Regions from separate parts of the Homo sapiens genome. Here region 1 is linked to region 2. The links are chromatin loops, found by intact Hi-C in ENCODE. Cell type or tissue: heart left ventricle. All regions are shown on one strand.

Region 1 (5,000 bases), 120 kb before region 2:
CAAACTATTCTGCAAAACAAATGAGTAAAGCATTTTTAAGATTCATTCATAGACCCATTATTATTATTATTGTTATTATTATTATTTAAGACGGAGTCTCGCTCTGTCACACAGGCTGGAATGCAGTGGCACAGTCTCGGCTCACTGCAAGCTCCACCTCCCAGGTTCACGCCATTCTCCTGCCTCAGCCTCCCGAGTAGCTGGGACTACAGGTGCCCACCACCTTGCCCGGCTAATTTTTTGTATTTTCAGTAGAGACAAGGTTTCACCGTGGTAGCCAGGATGGTCTCGATCTCCGGACCTAGTGATCCGCCCGCCTTGGCCTCCCAAAGTGCTGGGATTACAGGTGTGAGTCACTGCGCCCAGCCAGACCCATTATTTTGTTTAACAAAAACTTTCTGCCTTTGAATTATAAGTATGTACATTATCACAGAATGAGTTCCATGTTTATTATTTGGTATCAAAACAATGATAGCTGTCCTACAGCAATTTCTCAGGTTTGCATTCCTTTCTTGGAAACTGCTCCCCTTCTCCCTCCCATTCATGTGCTATAGACTAGGACAAAGGCTATTTCCTGTTCCATATGCATCAGAGGTTTGTTTACATATTTCAATCATATTCCTTTTTCGCCGAACAGCCAATGAGCCAAGTATTATTACTATTATTAATTTTAAGACACTAGACACTGTTTTCAGTCCCATTCTGCCCATATTCACTTATTCAACAGCTCTCTAATGCACACACACTATGTATCGGGTACATGCCCACATATACCTCTTTAACTGCTCTTTGTGGAACATCTGCTACATGTCTGGATTATCATAGGTACGTGTTATAAATCAGTATCACAAATCTTGCTTTAAATGTATTGACCACAAGCGCATTCAGAATTCCACACATAAGTGAGCATACTTTAAATTAAAAAAATTAAAAAACCAATGTTTGGTTTTCTATATATTTCTTGGTGGTTCCCAATACTTTGGTGGTACTTTATTTCTAACTCATAATGGACTAATGTCATTAGTGAACATTCTTCAATGACTCTTTTTATACAGCATAACTGACAGCCCAAAGAACATCATCTCATAATAATTTGTATTCTTTTTCCTTCAAGCAGCTACTTCACATTTACCCATGATGAAGTTCATTTATTGCCTTACAAATCCTTGCAAGGTTTTCTCTTCATTAGTTTTTGTCTGCTTGGCACCAAGCTACACTGTACAGCCCTGCACAGGTCTTTAAAAGACTGAAGTCTCACTATTCATTCTTCAGCACAGAGTACTTTTTCAGATGTTAAATAAAACATCCATGACTCAATTTATCAAATCACAGAATTTCCTATTTATCCCAATACTTTGTTTTCTGAACTGAAACCAACTCACCACTCATTTAAAATAAGTTTTTGGTAAAGAGTTGTGTCTTCCACCATTCTCCTTAGTTCATATATGGACTTATTTGTAAATTCAAAATATTCTGTAGATAAGATTCTCCATTTCAAAGTCTCTGTTTACTTGCACCCCTCTTCCAAGACAGGAACTCTGACTTTACATTTCAATGCCCAACACAGTGCCTGGTACATAGTAGGATTGAATGAGTTGAATTAAATACATTGAATCATGTAATTAAAATCTCACATTCAGTGCAGACCTGATCATCTTTGATGCACAATAAATAATCTACTTTTATTAAATATATACATATGTAAATATATATATATATATATAAAACAACAACATGACTCTAGATGGACAAAAAGAGACTGCAAATCATCTGATTAAAAGATATAAAATGCTGAAGGATAAGAATAGAAACATGTACACTTTTTCTGGTGTACTAGATGGGAATGAAAGAAAGAAGGGAGAGGGAAACAGACTTGAAAACTGATATATCATTTTAGGATGGCTGTAGGAAATGAACAAAAGGTACAAAATGTTCACTACTTCTAGAGCTCAGCTATGCTACTCTCTCAGAGACACTAATACTATTGTACAGCCATATATCAGTTTGCAAAAGCATGCCTGGTCCTCAGCCTCAGTGAGCCAAAATGAGATAGCTTTCAGGAACAAGGAGTGAAAGAGGAAGAAAGATAAGATCTACTAAAAAGTGTTCACAAAATCAAGTTCTTCCAGGAGCAGAGCCAGGGCAAGACAGGTAGTGTAAATGAAGGAAGTGGGCCTGAATTTCTGGAAGGCACCAGGGAATGGTGAGTATTGTGGAGAACAAGAAAGCAAGTTCTTGTTCTGAAGCGGGCACAACTATTGTTGCTGTGGAGGAAGACAGATGGGTGTTACCAGATCTTTGCATGTTTTTCAGATATCAGATTGCATATTTGTATGTAAAAAATCTCCTGATTTTTAAATGTTGGCAACTAGTAGAAAATATGAACATCATGGAGATTGACACTGTGGAATCAAAAAATAATACACCTTCTAGCTTAATTTGGCCAGTAGCTCCCTGTTACATTAGCAACCATTTCTCTAGATGAAGGGTCAGCAAGCTATGGCCCTTGGATTAAAGCTAGCCTGCTGCCTCTTTTTGTAAATACAGTTTTCTTGGAACACAGCCATTCTCATTCATTTACCTATTGTCTATAGTTGCTTTCACATTACAATGGCAAAGTTGAGCAGTTGTGACAGACTGTCCGTCTCATAACGCCTAAAATGATCACAATAGGCCCTTTCCAGAAAGCTAGCTGACCCCTGCTCTAAATATTCCTTTTTCAGCCACCACCTACCAGTACCAGGAACTGTACTCCTGTAATTACCACGCATGTCAAGAGACCCTTTAAAAGTTAGAGTTTCCTTATTGGAGGGATTACATGAAGCTCACACTCAGCCACTTAGGTTTCAAGGTGTTCCCAGATGAAAATTCTGGCCCAGATTCATGTCTGACAGACTTTTGGGAGGAGGAGGAGGAGGATTGGATCACCAGATTAATCAAAGTCTGTTGCCTTTATTTCTAAAGACTATTACATGACTGAAGTAATTAAATTAAATTAAATTAAATTAAATTAAATTAAGACCTTGGGAAATACAATTCTAAGTCTTAACATTTTGCATATGTTGTTAAATGTCCATGATTCATAGCAAATGAGATCTATTTACTGGAAGTAATCTCCCCGATATGGCCATCTAAACTTGGTTCTCCATCAGATATATTCTTGGGAAATTACAATTGTTTTTTCCAACAAGTAGACACTTGTTTACCTTCTAGGTTTGTGGAAGGCATGAAGTCCTTTATAGTATCATTTTTTTTCTTATTTAATATTTACTGTCATATATGTTTGCATGATTAAAAGGAGGCATTAAACCTTGGTTCTTAATTATAATCCGTGATCCATAGAGGCTGCAAAGCAAAAGCTCAACAAGTTTGTAGTCCTTAATAATAGACGACTGCTTTGTTTCTATCTGAAAGATGATGTTCCCTGTACTAAGAAGCAGAATAAGACGAAAAACTCTGAGGTCCTTTGACTGGTGAGGGTCCAATAAGAAGGTCAGGTTTAACATCCTTCTAGTGTTAGACCAATCTGTTTACCAAGCGATTGTACCACTTGTTAAGAAGCATAATTTCCTCTGATTAGGTACTTCTGTTAAAACAAACATTATTCATACTAATAATACCTGTCATGTATTAAGCCTTTACCGTGCACCAAACACTTTTAAGTTCCTGACTGAATTATCTAATTAGTTCCCTTAACAACAACCCTATGAAGCAGGTACTATTATTATCACCATTTTACAAACGAGGAACTTGGGAATGGGGTGTTAAGTCAATGTATACAATACCCCAAAGAAATGAGAACAGACATATTTGTACCACGACTCCTCTGCCATTAGACACTTAAACATGATTTGAGTATAAGGAAGCACAAAATAATAGAGATTACTTTCACAGCTAAACTTCTCTCTTGCACTAATTTAGCCACCAGAGTTACTGTCATTCTTGCAGGTTTCTGGCATATAATTTGGCATTTTACCTCAACCAAGGTATATTAGTAATGAAAAGGAATGTCCAGGTAACCAAATGTGGCTCAGTTTTCAACTAATTAGTAGCTTGGATGGACATTGCATTTTGCAAAACTCAGAAGTGGCTCAAAAGATGCTTAGGTTTAGAGCTAGAAAATACATTTCACTCACCTGTTCACCCACCTGAACGTAAATGAATTCCTTGGTGTGGGATTCCTAGGAGTCATTTATTTATCGCAACTATCTTATTAAAGTGCTTTCCTACACATTTATTTCTCTAGGTATAAAAGCCATGTCAGGGAAAAATAGAGGGTCCTTTTAGACACATTTGGCAAATGAGAAAACTAGCATATAGAGGTGATAAGTGAATGGCTTGCTGTCATGTGATAATTAGCGTAAAAGCTTGCAAAGGGAAGCTCAGACTTCTACCTCCAATCAACAGAGCATCCTAATTTTAGGTAGGAAAGGTTCTGAATTATTAAAGACATCTCACATAAGCCCTGGATTGAAAATTCAAGATGCCAATTTAAGATTACAAAATTTTACATCAATAGGTTCAGGTCGCACAATAGGCCTAGTTTTCTCACAAGCAACGATACTTACATCTCATAGACTGGGGCAAGTCTGCAAACTTACCAGTCCTACTCCATGATGAGATAAACATAGGAATTGGGTGTAAAGATTTGGAAACTCTTACAGGAATATTAGACACTAATTTCATGTCTGTTAAATCTAATTTTTAAAATTGGGGCTTTTATTTTATAGGTCTGAAAAAAATACCATTCATCTAGATTTTATAATAAATTTTAAAATTATCTTTTTTTACATTTTAAAAATAAAACACTGTGCCTTCTCACCTCTGGTAGATGAAAAGCATTGAGTTAGAGCTCTTTGTCCAATTCCATGTAGGAAAATGCATAAAATTTTTCATTTTGTCAACTTTTAAAACTTTAATTTGTGGGAAAAATAAATTATAAATTATATTAACATGCAAATAATGGGTAAGGTTTACATTTTATTTTTTATTGGGCATAT
Region 2 (5,000 bases):
AACTTGATTAACCCTGCTTTTCCAACTTCTACTGGGCCTCAGAAATGTTTTTCTCTTGTAATATCCATTAAAATCTTCAGGAGCTGATGTTCAGAGGAGCACGCCCATGAAGAAGATATTCTTTGTGACCTTTCTAACTCACATATTGTATTGCCCAAGAGGTGGGACCAGAACCCCAGAAGTCCTTAGGTCTTCCCTGAAATGCATTCTTCCTGGTAAACTGGTATTTGGGATGTTAAGTGTTCTGTGTGAGAATTGCCACATTCTAATCCCATTACCTTCCCTATCATTAAGGTAAGTGACAGCAATTCGAGTTCCCTGTCAGTTTAATTAGAGGAAGTGAAACACAATTACAGGGCATTAGTGGGCATTAGTGCAAGCCTGATGCAGGAGAGCAGCAGGCCCCGAGGGGCAAGCATAACAGCCGACCACAGGGGGAAAAATGCACTCTTCTCCTCTGATTCATTGAAAGTCTTAATTACAATGCTACTGTAGGGGGAAATTGTTTTATAAATGCCATTACAAACACAGTCTGATTGCAAAAATCTTTTTATCTAAAAACTAATTAAACCATTATTTCCTCTCAGATGACAATGGTAAGTGTAAGTTTTTCACTTATGAAAACAGTTACACAATCTTATGTTCCTCATATTTAGAGAGCATCTTTTTTTTAAAAGTGTCTACAGGCCAAAATGATTTTAGAAATTAGAAACACTATGAAGACCATAATAGAGTTGTTGTTGTTTTTTTTTTTTTTCCAAAAAACACAAACTATCATGTTGTAGGCAAAAGACAGTGTTTTTGCTAAAATGTAAAAATATAATGAGCTTATATGTGCCAGCTCATTTTGATGAGTACATTTTTAAAAAATCATGTAAAAAATAATTTACAAAATACTATTGCCAGATATGACAAAAACAAGATTTTACAACCTTTAAAATATAAGCTGTGAGAGGGCAAGCGGTTGTGTTTATGCAGGGCTGCACTGTCAGCATGTCAACAGTGAACAGTGGGTGCCTACTACTCATTCTTTGATGGGAAGAAAGCTACTCTCCAAGTGGCTTTGAAGTAGTCCCTTGAATTTCATGTTAGAAACAACTGGATATTAGAGTTGATTGGAATTGCACAGGTTTTCTTTGAACGATTTGATGTATGTAGATTAAGTTTTGAATAGATACGGTAAAGGTGGTGACAACAACCCCAAATAGATGCCATTTCCAATTACAGGGGAATGGGAAGAGGCACAAGGCCAGGTATGCAGGTATGTAGATAAAAAGAAAGAAGTGATGTTACATGAAGGCCAAACCCCACAGATGACTGGATTACAGTGTGTAGGAGCACGCTTTAGCCAATGCCACTAAATCGAGCTGTTACTATCGCATTTAACCCCATCACTAATCATAAACCCGAGTTTCTTCCCTGTTCTCCCCTCTAGAGCCCAGCTACATATCAAGGGAATCTTTCCCTTGCTTAGAAAAGATAAAACACTTTCTGCTTTAAGGAAAAGCTGATAGACTAAAAATCTGTGCAGAAGACACAGAGGTGATTATAAAAGGCTTATTTCCTTAACAAAAGGATTCTCTGCAGGCTTATTTTAAACAGTGAGCTTCTCTAATGAGTTGAAGTGTTTATTTACAGATCATCAATTACCTGGGGTGAGGAAAGAAAAGTATGAGGAGTGTCAGAGGGAAGATACAAAGTACTTAAATCAAGTAAATCATTAGGAGCCACTGACAAGTGAGGAACCATCAGAAAAAAAAAAAAAAAAAAAATTACTTTCTCTCAAATTATAATACAGACATCCATGGGAAACTTACTTTTAGAATACACAAACTGAAATTACACCCATAATTTTAGGAACGACTAAAATAAGGCAAAGAGTTTATATTTAATATTTTCAGGCTTCACCATCTCCTTTTTTGTAAACTGTGTTTTAAAAAGGGAAAGGAGAAAAGAGAAAAGAACATCTTGTTACAGAGGCTTTAATTTTAAAATTGACCCTTTCTATTGAACTCTGAAGAAGTGATCAGATAATTTATAAAAACACGCCTTCAAAAGTTTATTTTCCAAAGCTTTTTTCTCCAAGAGAATCATAGGCAAAACAGCAAGACAGGAGAACAGTTATTTTTAGCAATCTCAGTGGTACAGCTTTCTCCTGAGGCAAAACTTAAATCAGATAAGGGTCTCCGAGGACCTGAAAGGAAGGAAACCACCCACTTACTGTATTCAACTCAGTCCTCCCCACACAAACTCGATTTTAGAAACAGAATTAGAAAACATGTTAGAGAATATTTAAGGATGACACACTGCAGTAAACGCTAGGAACCACATTTCAACAACTGTTAGAGGCTATTACCACTCCCGTTGCATGCAAGAAAATTAGCTGTAATTGGGTAAGCGACACAAGTGTAGCACAGGAATGGGAATTGAACAGACACTTAATTAATGGTATTGGGAGAAGGGAAATGGGATTAATGAATGGTTGATATAAATTCCGTTTTGCTATTGGGTTAATCACTGGTCTCATGAAAATTTATTTCCTGGCTAAGATTTATAGCAGGGGTTTTAAATATTTTATTCCATTCTGAATAATTTCTAACTGGCATTGTAATTTCCAGAATCATACTAGCCACATTATTTATTGGTGTGTATACCTGCTACCCATATGCACGCACCATTATAAGAATGTGGCAGGACTCAATTCTAAGTACAGAAATCCTCACGCAAATAGAGGAGGATAGCTTTGATTCGACATCTTGTTTAATAATTAGGGCCTCACCAATGATTCATCACCACGAAGGTGATGAATTCCATGTCTGAAGAACAAAGCCCAATCTTAGCATTGTTTCAGTCACCAGAGCATTTACTGAGCCCGGCTTTATTTGAGAGAGCTGGTAAAATCATGTAGCATGCTTGAGATTTTTGAGTCTTTCAATCTTCAATTTAATTCTTATACTTAGCATTACCATGGAGCTATTTTTAGTTATTTTTGCTTTGCTTGTACTTTATCTCATGATATGTCAAATCTGTCAAATCGAAGTACCTCTGAATTCAAGCAATGGCATCATTTTTTTTTCTTCATGTTTTTAAAAATCATTTCTGAAGAAAAAATATTTCTGTGCTTGTTTTCCACCATATCTAAATTCATTTCTTGTACTTATATTTATTTTTGTATTAAAATGTATCTTGCAGGATTTTTTAAACCAAAATAATTATTTAGGACATGTCTTTATAAAAATACAATTTCTGAAAAATATATCTAGATGAATTAGTTAATAAGTTAGAACAGCTTGAATTTACTGTGACTTTTTTTTTTTTTTTTTTGAGACGATGTCTTGCTATGTTGCCCAGGCTAGAATGCCATGGTGCAGTGGTAATTCACAGGCCTGATATATAGCAAACCTAAGCCTCAAACTCCTGGACTGAAGCAATCCTCCTGGCTCAGCCTCCCAAGTAGCTGGGATTACAGGCATGCACCACCACGCCCAGTTCCTAACATTTATTGTTAATACTACTATGGAACAAGAACACATTGATAACAAGAGAATTCATACACAACATTTACAGAAAACTGGTTCTTATGGGTAAGACGTGCAGAGAGAGTAAATGTTCAACTCCAACCGATAAATGTAGAGCTGACACATTTTTGTTGCAAAAAGATTCTTGGCCTTGTAGAGAGAGACTCTTTTAAAAACGTTAAGTTTCCACTTAAATATTAGATTCATGTATTAACCAGTAAAGATATCTCATTTCTAGTAATTTCAGCATCTAAAATGACAAGTGAGTTTTGCACAGTTACTTTTCTTAGGCCCTGTGTGATGTGAAATAATTAAGAGTGTTATTACTCCCCTTTCACAGATGAGAAAAAAGATTCAAGAAGATTGAGTGGCTTCCTAAGATGTGTAAGGGTAAGCACAAATCAAAAAAGAAAAAGTAAATAATTCTCTCTGTTGAAAATAGAGAAGAGACCTCTCCCTCATCCTTTTTCTTGCTTTAGAAAACTTGTAAATTATTTTTCAGTCTCTTTGAAATGTATGTAAATCTTTTTCAAAGTTAAATAAGCCTCTTGCCAGCCTTATAATGGAGGAGTGTCTTTCTCAAGGACCTGGGAACTATCTCTTTGAAATGTTATCAAGGAAGAAAGCATCCTTATCAACCAGTTCTGTGGCAGGGGTAGGAACCTAACTTCATTTAGGTTCCTTTCTCCAAATTGCAAAACTGCCTCATGTCATAAAGATAAGAGTTTGTTTTTCTTTGAGACAAAGTCAATTAGCTAAAACAGATGGTCACCCTAATTACCAAGTGAATTCAGGTTGAACTGTGTGTGACAAATGGTGCTGTCAAGTCCTCTTACTAGAGGACTAGTTATAGTTTATCTTAAGAACATGTATGGGATGGGTTGCATCTATTTGGCTTTTTAAAAAGGTGTGATTTCTTTTTGTCTTTGCAATCTCTTAGTAGGCGGTCTATGATGCACATCATATTCTTGTTTAGTACTTATACAACAATGAAACCATTTTCTTTCTCTTCCACCTTCATGGAGAGGTTTTGGGGGGAAGGAGGAGATTTTGTTCTAAATTATATTTCCCCAACAGGTGACACACATAATAAACAACAGATGGAGTTCAGGCCTGGCCTCCAGAATCCATCCCTTGCACCTCCCTATTCATCACAGCTACTAATCCTGCTGTATTTTTCTAGTTGTGACCGTGTCATGTCATGATTTTTAAAATGTCCTTTTTTTGGGAACTGGTACTATGTGTCACCCAAATGGAAGTCAAACTACTGATGTGTTGTCTTAGAAATAAGAATAAGCCATTCAAGAAACTACATGTAGTTTGTGAACATTTACTTTAACCATACTCCTTAGGATTACCTTCACTTTATGAAACAAGAATGACAGTTTTTGTTGTTATATATTCAGAACCCAGTGAGCTACAATCCATTTTGCACCCACGCTGAGTAAAAAAACTAATATAATGGTGTGGCCCAAGTGAGGA

The links. Hi-C counts contacts between places; a loop is a spot of excess contacts. Peaks named below come from ENCODE experiments on the same cell type or tissue, not always from the same donor. Only the 100,000 strongest peaks of a DNase experiment are listed, where the experiment ranks them.
Region 1: it touches region 2 in a loop (21-fold over the local background); 5 of 110 quality-filtered maps call a loop at or near these places.

Annotation. Positions count from the first base shown.
Region 1 is chr2:80,480,093-80,485,092 of GRCh38, reverse strand. The region is part of intron 9 of CTNNA2 (catenin alpha 2); the gene reads right to left. Among named protein-coding and RNA genes, the nearest start is that of LRRTM1, 180 kb to the right of the region's middle. RefSeq lists a silencer at 2,123-2,323. In heart left ventricle, no CTCF peak of the experiment used is centred here; no DNase peak of the experiment used is centred here; H3K27ac peaks cover 312 bases.
Region 2 is chr2:80,361,329-80,366,328 of GRCh38, reverse strand. All of the region lies in intron 7 of CTNNA2 (catenin alpha 2), which reads right to left. It overlaps LOC105374824 (a long non-coding RNA gene), which reads left to right and starts at 2,282. Exons shown (of 3, transcript XR_940286.3): 1 at 2,282-2,393; 2 at 3,859-3,908. RefSeq lists enhancers at 39-556, 858-1,643. In heart left ventricle, no CTCF peak of the experiment used is centred here; no DNase peak of the experiment used is centred here; H3K4me3 peaks cover 363 bases; H3K27ac peaks cover 665 bases.